Regions from separate parts of the Homo sapiens genome. Here region 1 is linked to region 2. Evidence: chromatin contacts called from ENCODE Hi-C or POLR2A ChIA-PET data. All regions are on one chromosome and are shown on one strand. The core of a region is the stretch at or near the end of the contact, and the rest is flanking DNA. Distances in the headings are between cores, read along the strand shown.

Region 1 (6,178 bases), core at 2,730-5,229, 59 kb after region 2:
GACAAAATCTAGCATCTCGTTGTAATTAAAACCCTTAGCAAAATTGGCATACAAGTGACATACTGCAATATAATAAAAGCTATCTATGACAAACCCATAGCCAACATAATAATACTGAACGGGGAAAAGTTGAAAGCATTCTCTCTGAGAACTGGAACAAGAAAAGGATGCCCACTCTCACCACTTCTATTCAACATGGTACTAGAAGTCCTAGCCAGAGCAATCAGACAGGGGAAAGAAATAAAGAGCATCCAAATCAGTAAAGAGGAAGTCAAACTGTCACTGTTTGCTGATTATATGATTGTATACCTAGAAAACCCTAAACACTCTTCCAAAAAGCTCCTAGAATTCAGCAAGGTTTCAGGATACAAAATTAATGTACACAAATCAGTAGCTCTGCTATACACCAGCAGTGACCAAACTGAGAATCAAATCAAGAACTCAACCCCTTTTACAATACCTGAAAAAAAATAAAGTAAAATACTTAGGAATATACCTAACCAAGGAGGTGAAAGAACTCTACAATGAAAACTTCAAAACACTGCTGAAAGAAATCAGAGATGACACAAACAAAAGGAAACACATCCCATGCTCATGGATGGATAGAATCAGTATTGGGAAAATGACCATACTGCCAAAAGCGATCTACAAATTCATGCAATCCCCATCATAATACCACCGTCATTCTTCACAGAACTAGAAAAAACATTTTTAAAATTCATATGGAAACAAAAAAGAGCCCACATAGCCAAAGCAAGACTAAGCAAAACGAACAAATCTGGAGGCACCACATTACCTAACTTCAAACTATAAGGCCATAGTGACTGAAACAGCATGGTACTGGTACAAAAATGGGCATATAGACCAGTGGAACAGAATAGAGAACCCAGAAATAAACCCAAATACTTACAGCCAACTGATCTTTGACAAAGCAAACAAAAACATAAAGTGAGAAAGGACACCTTACTCAAAAAATGGTGCTGGGATAATTGGCTAGCCACATGTAGGAGAATGAAACTGGATCCTCTTCTCTCACCTTATACAAAAATCAACTCAAGGTGGATCAAGGACTTAAATCTAAGACTGAAACTATAAAAATTCTAGAAGATAACATTAGAAAAACCCTTGTAGACATTGGCTTAGGCAAGGGTTTCATGACCAAGAACCCAAAAGCAAATGCAACATAAACAGAGATAAATAGGTAGGACTTAATTAAACTAAAGAGTTTCATGTTTATAGCAGCACAATTCGCACAATTCGCAATTGCAAAAGTATGGAACCGGTCCAAATGCCTATCAATCAATGAGTGGATAAAGAAATTGTGGTGTATATATATATATATATATATATATATATATATATATATATGTGTGTGTGTGTGTGTATATATAATTGTGGTATATATATATAATATGTATATAATTGTGGTATATATATATATATATATATATATATATATATATATAAATACTATTCAGCCATAAAAGGAATGAATTAATGGCATTGCAGCAACCTGGATGGAAGTGAAGACTATTATTCTAAGTGAAGTAATTTAGGAATGGAAAACCAAACATCATATGTTCTCCTAAGTGGGAGCTAAGCTGAGGATGCAAAGGCTTAAGAATGATACAGTGAATAAAATTTTTATGATAATGATGATATAGTCGCTGACTACTCTTTTAATTAAAATAGTAATAATCTGGAGAGAGATGAAGAGGACAAGTGGAGCCCAAGAGAGTCAGATCCACAGCTATTATAACATAAAGTGAATAGAAAACATCTATAATTGATAAATCAATTAACAGAAGTATAAGCTCTTCATTAAGAGGTGTGGAAATAATTATGAGGGAAGACAAAAGTGGTGTTCTCTGTGAAATAGGAACTATATATGTGAGACAGAGAAGGATGTGGGCTACTGTTTTTTAGTACAGGCCTTTCAGTACTGTTTGCTCACGGCAACCTCCACTTCCCAGGTTCAAGAGATTCTCCTGCCTCAGCCTCCTGAGTAGCTGGGATTACAGGCGCATGCCACCTAGCCCAGCTAATTTTTGTATTTTTAGTAGAGATGGGGTTTCACCATGTTGGTCAGATTGGTCTCAAATTCCTGACCTCAGGTGATCCGCCTGCCTCGGACTCCCAAAGTGCTGGGATTAGAGGTGTAAGCCACTGCACCCGGCCTATCAAGGGCATTTTAATAAGCATCAGTAACTGAGCTACCCATATTGAACTTGGGCAACTTATCCAATCTTTAGTTTCTAAGCACAGAGCCCGAGGTCAAGGAAAGGCAAGTACAGTAATTATATTTGACTCCTACAAACAATAGAGCTTAAAACAATAGTCCACAGTCAAATAACCACATCCAAAGACTGCCTGTTACTCACTTAGTATATTGGTCTGAGAAACCTGGTTTTACCTCATTTCAAACAGGAAACTGTTACAGAGCTCAGATGGAATGTCCAGCAGCACATCATGGTATTGATTGTTGCACTGTAAGTGATCTGGGCTTGAGCCCAAATTAACTTCTTACAATATGGCTCCAATTTACCCTCCCAACATTTATCTCCCAACATTTTCATTCAGAAATCCTTTGTTCTAGCTACCCTATCTTTTCACTATATTCTATTTGCACTCTCATTTCTCTGTTTTCACAATGCTTGATCACATCTTTAGCCATTTTCCCACCTAGATCTTTTCTGTTCTCTCCATTTTTCTGACTGCTGCCCATCTTTCAATACTGAACAAATCAGCTTCTTAGTGCATATCTGTGATATGCAAAACACTGTTAGGTGCTTCAAGAGTTAGTCTTCTAAGAGCTTTATGTTTTATTAGAACATGACACAAGTAGGCAAATAACTATAATGCAAGATAAAGTGAAAAAGATTCTATAAGAAAGGTTTACTCAAAATACTGAGGGTTCAAAATGTGTATTATAACATTAATTAGGAAGAATTAGAAAATAGTGCATGTAGAGAGAATTATATGAAATGCACCTCAAGGAAAGCATTTGCCTTTGACAGCTGGAAACACGCACTGTAGAAAGGCATTATTTGGGGTTGAAAGTATGAACAAAGCTCTATCAGCAGAGCATCTTTAAGCCTCAATGAAAAGCCCACTGTGGCTAGGAGGTATAGTACATAAATAGGAAAGCAATAGGAGATGAGTCTGTAATTTCAAGTTGTCATGGTAGAAGGCCCTGAATCCCAGGTTGAGGAATTTTTACTCACTTCAATAGGCAGGAGAAGAACATAAAGATTTTTTTTGAGGGAAGTGGTCCAATCAGAGTAACACTTTAGAAAGATTAATTTAACAGAAGTTTTTAAGATTATTTGAACTGAATGAAAGAAAAGGTACAAACTGCAGTTAGGAAGCTATTCTAGTAGTGTCAGTGACAAGTTTTGCAGGTGGCCAAGAAGGAAGTGAAAGAAAACTGAATAGGGAAGGAAGGAAGACTGCAAGGGACTTGGTGCTGATTGATCCGTGTCTCCATCTCTCTTGCACTATGCAAAGAAAAGGACTCTAGTTTGCATACCTAGTAGACTGGGGAAATGCTGGTAGCAAAAGAGAAGAGATTGAGTAGAATATGTTTTGAATACACTGAGTTAAAGTGTTAAAGAATGGTGCTAAGAGTAAAGTTCATAGCCCTAAATGCCTACACCAAAAAGACTGAAAGAGCACAAATTGATATTCTAAGGTCACACCTTGGCCAGGCATGGTGGCTCATGCCTGTAATCCCAGCACTTTGGGATGCCGAGGTGGGAGGATCATGAGGTCAGGGGATTGAGACCATCCTGGCTAATATGGTGAAACCCCATCTCTACTAAAAATACAAAAAATTAGCCAGGCATGGTGGCACACGCCTGTAGTCCCAGCTACTCGGGAGGCTAAGGCAGGAGAATTGCTTGAGCCCAGGAGGCAGAGGTTGCAGTGAGCCAAGATTGATTGCACTCCAGCCTGGGCAACAGAGCGAGACTCAATCTCAAAAAAAAAAAAAAAAAAAAAAAAGATAAGGTCACATCTCAAGGAACTAGAGAAAGAAGAAAAAACCAAACCCAAACCCTGCAGAAGAAAGGAAATAACCAAGAACAGAGAAGAAGTAAATGAAATTGAAACAAAAATACAATACAAAAAGTAAATGAAACAAAAAGCTGGTTCTTTGAAAAGATAAATAAAATTGATAGACCATTAGCAAGATTAACCAAGAAAAGAAGAAAGAAAATCCAAATAACCTCATTCAGAAACAAAACAGGAGATACTACAACAGACACCATTGAAATACAAAAGACCAACCAAGGCTACTATGAACACCTTTATGCACATAAACTAGTAAACCTTGAAGAAATTGATACATTCCTGGAAAAATACAACCCTCTGAGCTTAAATAAGGAAGAATTAGATATGCTGAACAGACCAATAACAAGCAGTGAGATTGAAATGCTAATTTTAAAATTACCAACAAAAAGTCTAGGACCAGATGGATTCACAGCAGAATTCTACCAAACATTCAAAGAAGAATTGTTACCAATCTTTTTGAAGCTATTTCACAAGACAGAGAACGAAGAAACCATCCCTAATTCATTCTATGAAGTTAGCATCACCCTAATACCAAAACTCATGAAAGGACATAAGCAAAAAAGAAAACTACAGACTGATATCCTTGATGAACATAGATGCTAAAATCCTTAACAAAATACTAGCTAACTGAATCTAACAGCATATCAAAAAGATAATCCACCATGATCAAGTGGGTTTCATACCTGGGATGCAGGGACAGTTTAACATATGCAAGTCAATAAATGTGGTACACCACATAAACATAATTAAAAACAAAAATCACATGATCATCTCAATAGATGAAAAAAAAAGCATTTGATGAAATCCAGCATCACTTTATGATTAAAACTCTCAGCAAAATCAGCATACAAGGGACATACTTCAATGTAATAAAAGCCACCTATGACAAACCCACAGGCAACATAATACTGAATAGGGAGAAGTTGAAAGCATTCCCTCTGAGAACTGAGACAAGACAAGGATGCCCATTCTCACCACTCCTTTTCAAGATAGTACTGGAAGTCCTAGCCAGAGCAATTAGACAAGAGAAAAAAAGAAAGGGCATCCAAATCGGTAAAGAGGAAGTCAAACTGTCACTGTTTGCTGACAATATAATCGTTTACCCTGAAAACCTTAAAGACTCTTCCAGAAAGCTCCTAGAACTGATAAAAAGAATTGAGCGAAGTTTCCAGATACAAGACTAATGTGCACAAATCAGTAGCTCTTCTATACAAAAACAGTGACAAAGCAGAGAATCAAATCAAGAACTCAACCCCTTTTACAGTAGCTGCAAAAAATAAAATAGTTAGGAATATACATAACCAAGGAGTTGAAAGAACTCTACAAGGAAAACTACTAAACACTGCTGAAAGAAATCACAGACAACACAAACAAATGGAAACACATCTCATGCTCATGCATCGGTAGAATCAATATTGTGAAAATGACCATACTGCCAAAAGCAATCTACAAATTCAATGCAATCCCCATCAAAATACCACCACCATTCTTTACAGAATTAGAAAAAACAATTCTAAAATTCATATAGAACCAAAAAAGAGCCCACATAGCCAAGACAAGACTAAGCATAAAGAACAAATCTGGAGGCATCACACTACCTGATTTCAAACTATACTATAAGGCCATAGTCACCAAAACAGTGTGGTACTGGTATAAAAATAGGCAAATAGGGCAATGGAACAGAATAGACAACCCAGAAATAAACCCAAATACTTACGCCCAACTGATCTTTGACAAAACAAACAAAAATATAACATAGAGAAAGGACACCCTTTTCAACAAATGGTGCTGGGATAATTGGCTAGCCATTTGTAGGAGAATGAAAATGGATCTTCCTCTCTCACCTTATACAAAAATCAACTCAAGATGGATCAAGGACTTAAATCTAAGAGCTGAAACTATAAAAATTCTAGAAGATAACATTGGAGAGAACCCTTCTAGACGTTGGCTTAGGCAAAGATTTCATGACCAAGAACCCAAAAGCAAACACAATAAAAATAAAGATAAATAATTGGGACTTAATTAAACTAAAGAGCTTTTGCACTGCAAAAGGAACAGTCAGCAGAATAAACAGACAACCCACAGAATGGAAGAAAATATTCACAAT
Region 2 (5,955 bases), core at 1,106-3,605:
ATGAATTAGAAAAAAGGTATTCTTTCTGGTCAGAACAGATCCTCATTTACTGGGCTTGGAAACCATGGGCACCTTTGTTTAAGCAAAAGTCTCCCCTTTCTCCAGCCAATGCAGTGCCACCAGAGTCCATTGGTTGGCTTGCAGAGCATGGGCTGGCTGAATTTAAAGCTCATTCCCCACCTTGTCTGGTACTTTAATGCAATGCAAACTACCCAAACATACATGACGGTTATCACTCCTCACAGGACAAGACAACCTGGCATCCTCACACAGTACTCTTCAAAATTCTCAGTAGCCTCATCATCCCACTGCTGAACAGCTCAATTTTCTCACTTACTTTAGGGCTGGTAGAATCTGCTGATTGTTGTTGTTTAGGTAAACTTCTTCCTTATAAGGACTTCTTCCAATATTATGTGAAATTCCAACAGTTACACTACCAAACAGCCAATCCCTATAATTTCTAGAAAGCCGGGAGTCAAAAGAATGGCCTCTTATTTTTAAAAAATTCTGCCCACAGAGAAGATACACATGATGGTACTGAGACTGTTGGATTTGAGAGACGGAGAATCAAAAGACATTATAAAGTTTGAAGTCTAGATCTGGATACAGTCTGAACAGACATAGTTGTGTTTAACAGCCATAAAATACAGGATGCTCTCTAGAATTAGTCATTTAGTTCTTATTTGCCCCTGTCCCTATACTCACCACAAAGAAGGGCAGTGAAAGGAATATGCTGAAGCTTAACAAAAATAAATTTTCCTCCATTTTTATCCTCAAATATTTTTATCTTCTTTACACCACAAATATCTCCTGAATGAGAAGCATTCCAATCCTCATATCGCCATTCTAGACTGGTTCTGTGACAAAACGTAAACAGTGTTACACTTCCTTTCCAGTATCAATGGGGCAGAGAGAAAGAGCTTTAGGATATCTAAAATGCATATGGCCATCTTGCCAAAAAATTGCACAAAAATATAGGGAAGAACTTAGCAACAGGTGATGAAGGACCAAAGTGAGCATCTCTACCTTTCTACTCTGATTAGGACACCTTTCTCAGTACACCTCCCTCCACACTTCCTCCCTTCCCCAGAAAATACATTTTCAGAGATGGACTATGAGGAAATGAGTTGGGCTAATAGAATTCTTACAAAAATGTCTGCATTTCCTTTCTCTAGTCCCCCCCAAATCACAAGAATATGTTCAACAGTGGAAACAGGCAGGAACTAAGGCTATGAGAGTCTCCTGGACAGACAATGGATTTCATTATTACCAGCCTAATCTACTTCCATGGTGTGATGGCGAATTGTACACACTCTTTGACTTTTGTAATGAGAGGATAAGAGAAAAGAGGAGTTAGAATTTTCTAGGTGACTTAATAATTAACCCTGAGGCTTGGACCACCTAAAACTGACTTACAGAACAGCTAATCTTTCAGGAGTTGACAGCAGCGTTTCATCCCATCTCGGAGGGCCTCTTTGACTTTGTCATTCCGAAGAGTAAAGATGAAAGGATTCAGGAAGGGGGTTAACACAGAAACCAACAGGGAAACTATCTTATTGTACTCAACTCCCTGTGTTTGCTTGGGTTTCACGTAGAGAAACAAGCAGCTGCCATAGCCAATCACAACACAGGTGAAGTGGGAGGCAAAAGTGGAGAAGGCTTTCCTCCGGCCAGAGGCTGACGGGATCTTGAGGATGGTGGAGATAATGTAGGTGTAGGAGACAATCGTAGGGATCAAAGAACCAATGAGAATAAAAACAGCCATTAAGAAAAGGATAAACTCTGTGAGAAGAGTGTTATCGCAGGACAGTTTGAGCAATTGCCCTCGGTCACAGTAAAAATGGTCTAATGAATTTGATTTGCGGAAGGTAAACTGAAATGTGGCATAGATGGGCCAGATTTCAGAAAGAAATCCAAACACCCATGACACTATTACCACCCAAATACAGGTACTGCTGTTCATAATGATGTTGTACCTCAAAGGGTTACACACAGCCACATAACGGTCCACAGCCATCACTCCAAGTAATGCAAACTCCATGGTCCCACAGGAAAAGTTGAGCGATACATGTAGAGAAAGATACTGTCTGCATCCCAGGAAGAGCAATCCCCAAAGCATCATGGGGACAATTATGGTTGTGACCAGGATCTCCAGGGTAGAGAGGTGGCTGAGGAAGAAATACATGGGGGACTGCAGACGTTTATCCACACAGACAATCACAATGATGACCGTGTTTCCCATTAATGTCACTAAATAGAAGAAAAAGAATATAGCAAAAAGAATGTGGTGTAGTCCTTGGGACCCAGGGAAGCCTAGAAGGTGGAATTCAGTGGCACTAGAGTGGTTGTCCATCATTTAGTCCTTGATTCTGCTTGTTTTGAAGCCCAGAGATTAAAAGAGAGGTGGCATTGCTCCACATGGTCCTGCTCTCAAGAGAGAAGGAAGAAAAATTAGGTTAAGAAACTATTTCCAACCTGAGAATCAGGTGACATGTCCCTGCTACTGTGGTCGGCACATACATAGCTTGAGGTACATGTTGTCATCCCAAGTCTACAAGTGAGGCTCTCACTTCCCTGTGTAACCAGCCCCCTAGAATGGGTGAAGACATCTTCTTCTACTGGTGGTGAAATACCTTCCTTGCCTTTTTCCCCATTAAATATACCTTCTCTCGGGGGCAGAGGCTAAGACCTTTTAAATAGGCCAGTTTTAAAGGTGAGTCAATCAGGTCCCTCCGGTCCTGGAGTTACTTTCTCTTAGGTTAACTGTGCAAGATGACACAAAGGCATTTTATATGATGTTCAAAGGACAGAATTTTAAACCCCAGCTCTCATCTGTAATGGTAATGCATAGACCCACCTTTGGGGCCAGCAGAAAGGAGGCAGAGGATGTAAGACTAACATCTCTGCTGTTCCAGATTTTAAAATCTCCATTTTACAGAACAGCAAGATCTCTAAATGAGAACTCTAGAGCTTGGGATAATTTCCCAGAACAGATCCATTCTTCTCTAATTCCATTTTCCTTCCAAAGTTGTGGGAGGAAGGAAAGATGGCACCTGGCACAGAAAAGGAATAGATCTGGGACCGCCAGCTGTTAAGGATGCCTGGCTCTCTGCCTGTCGCTTCATTCCATTATTCAAATGTCACCCTTTCCAAAGACTCTTTCCAATCACTCTGCCCAAAACAGAAAAGACACACTTATTATTGGACTTCCATTTTTTTAATAACAGTTGTTATTACCTTGTATTATGTCTAATTATTTACTTCATTCCTTTATTTAACAATAAACAAATGTAGTCATGAACAGAACAAAGAAAATTCCATGCCCTGTGGAGCTTATATTCAAGGAAGAGGTGGGGGCTAGACCACACACAAGACACCTAAGTAAAATATGCAATAGTTTAGTTTGCTTATCATGTCACAGGGAAAAAAATAAGCAAGAAAGAAGGAGAGGAAATTTAAGTGTATTTATTATTTATCAACGGCATTAGAATATAAACTCCATGAGGGCTAGGACATGTCTTCACTGTTGTATTCTGAGGCTGGCACATAAAATGTACATACATAAATTAAGTAGTTATATATTTTATATATATATATCATATATCTTTTATATAGATATAGACAGATACATTATGTGAAATGAATATATCATAGATATATCTTATATATTAAATTATGTATTAATTTATCACAAGGTAACCGAACTAATAGCTGTGTGAGTCAAGATTTGAACCTAGGTCTGTCAGATTTCATCACTCACACAGCTAACTACCACACCTTATATTATATTATTATCTTATATTATTTATCTTATTTATATAAGATATATGAAATAAGATATATGAAATATATCTTATATTATATAAAATATACATATATTTTTTATTTATAAGATATTTAAATACATAAGATATATGTATCATATACATAAAATAAGTAGTGCTGACAAATTTTGCTAGATGAGGTATGGATGGATGGATGGATAATATATGATTAAATAATACTTGTTCTGGCCAGGGCCTGGGCCACATTCCCTCAATCCTATTCTGGTTGGTTTTCCTTCCTGCCTCACATTACCATTTTCCCTCCTGCCCTTCCCTTGCTTAGGTAACCCCTTCCCTGTCTACGTCACTGTTTTACTAATGGTTTAAAAAGCTTCAGGGACAGAATTGATGGGAAAGCTCAGTGTTCTGGTTTTCCACAACCTCTGCATAACCAGCACGAGATGAAGAAACATGAGCGAGAAGGACACCGACTGTCAGGGAGCCGTGACTGTGTTAGCATTGGGTCCAAGAGGAGCCGGAAGTGCTCTCTGCTATGCAGGAAGGGTCTGGAGATGAGCCTATACACTCTACTGCTCCCCTAGCCCACACTTCAATATCTGGGTGACTTTGTTCTAGAAGATAGGCAGGCCCAGGATGTCCCATCCTAAAATGCTTTTACCCTCTTCTTCATAGAGGAGACCCCTTGGAAAGACACTCACCTTTACAGAGGGGCTTCGCCGCCTCTTCTGATGTTCTCTAGGGCTCCGCTGAGGCTACCTCCTGTCCTGCTAGTGCTGAGCCATGCACAGGGGCCAGAACAAGTTGCTGCAATCCCCACTCATGGCGAAGAAGGGAAATGTCCTCCCAGAGGAGCTTAGGAAAAAGCCCAGAAATGAGTGTTGGGCAAAGTTGAGGGTCCTCTCTCTCTCCCCTCTCCTCCCTCTTCCCTTCTTCCCAAGGGTACTTAATCACCGAGTTACTACTTCTTAATTAGCCCACGTTCAGGGAGTCCCCAGGCAATCAGTCTAGTGGGAGCAGAACAAACTTTAAGTTATTCCCATTTTTTGACCAATTAAGTTTTAGAACTTTTGAAAGTTTTTGTTTGACGGGAAAACCTGAAATCTTACCAATCAGGGACTTCTTAATACTGGGGCTGCCTTCCTGAAAACCTCAGGTCTAGGTTTCCAGATGTCTCAGATTCTAAACAGTCAACTACCTCTGTCGTTTATCTTAGGCTTTTCTCAAGTTTCTCTAGTTATTCGGAGCCTAAATCAACCCTTTTCCCCCAGTAGGAGACACCACAATTGGCCTCTAAAACATGCACCAATATCCCAAAAAAGTCTGCATATTGGTCTTGGTCAAAGCCTTAACTTCACCAAATATCTTCTAAAAAGCCTGATGACTCCTTCATTCATTTTAAAAAGGCTCCTGCGTTTAGTCCTGTGGACCCTACAGAATACTGTAAGAGGTCCCTCCCCTAAATCGAACTCTATTCTGTTCTATTGTCTCAGGTTTTCACTCCTCTTGATATATGTGCATCTGTATGCATTCCAGCAAGATTCTTCCAGACTTTTTTTTTTCCTATGGCATGTCCCTGATTACCAGCTGGACCACTGCAAAGTAGAGAGAGCATAAGGACAGCTTATGTACACAGTTCTGTTTGCAACCTGGAGGAACTGACAAAATGTAAGTTGGAAATCTGTCTAATGCTGGAGTAAGACAGAAAAAGTAGGAATTACAAAACATTTGTCTGCATTTTTGTTTTCATTTTAAGTATTTTAAGTACACCTGTTAAATCTGAGAATTTCAATTGGTGCCTAAGGGTATAAATTGGGATTAATCTTTCTTCCAATTCCTTAAATTGCCCAAGCCCAAATACTTGCCATATAATTTTAGAGAAATTTTCCAAGCATGTATCTCCATATTCTTTTTCGTAAAGGCTGTGAAAATCTGTTTGCAACCTTTTCTTTCTCATTTAACAACATATAAAATATATCTTTCCATGTCAGCACATATTACTCTACCTCTTTTTTTTTTAACATAGGATTCCATTATGTGGATGTCCTATTCTTTATTAGATAGACATTTATTAATTAATTTTCATTGTTGTTTCCATTTTTAATTATGAAAAAATGATGCTATAAATATTCTTAGATATTTGTAAGTACATAAACATGTACTTGTAAGTAAA

Evidence for each region. A loop is a pair of places that touch in the nucleus more often than their neighbours do. ChIA-PET counts read pairs that join two places held with the same protein, here RNA polymerase II (POLR2A). Pooled maps may share reads with other maps.
Region 1: a map of adrenal gland shows a loop between it and region 2 (4-fold over the local background). The contact joins the enhancer-like site here to the promoter of OR9A2 in region 2. A Hi-C loop is called at or near these places in 6 of 168 maps with a recorded cell type or tissue (B cell, DLD1, OCI-LY7 and 3 more) and 1 of 50 pooled maps. POLR2A ChIA-PET finds 5 or more read pairs at or near these places in 2 of 52 experiments (OCI-LY7 and activated B cell).

The regions. Positions count from the first base shown.
Region 1 is chr7:143,081,837-143,088,014 of GRCh38, forward strand. No RefSeq gene overlaps it. Among named protein-coding and RNA genes, the nearest start is that of OR6V1, 33 kb to the left of the region's middle. Within about 2 kb of position 3,980, at least 2 of the 41 ENCODE cell types and tissues checked have a DNase peak (open chromatin) inside an H3K27ac peak, as active enhancers do; they include B cell and OCI-LY7, where a contact is called at or near this core.
Region 2 is chr7:143,024,777-143,030,731 of GRCh38, forward strand. OR9A2 (olfactory receptor family 9 subfamily A member 2) reads right to left here and starts at 2,356. Exons shown (of 1, transcript NM_001001658.1): 1 at 1,424-2,356. The coding sequence starts at 2,356. The coding sequence ends at 1,424. LOC105375544 (a long non-coding RNA gene) reads right to left here. Exons shown (of 2, transcript XR_001745395.1): 2 at 4,484-5,955.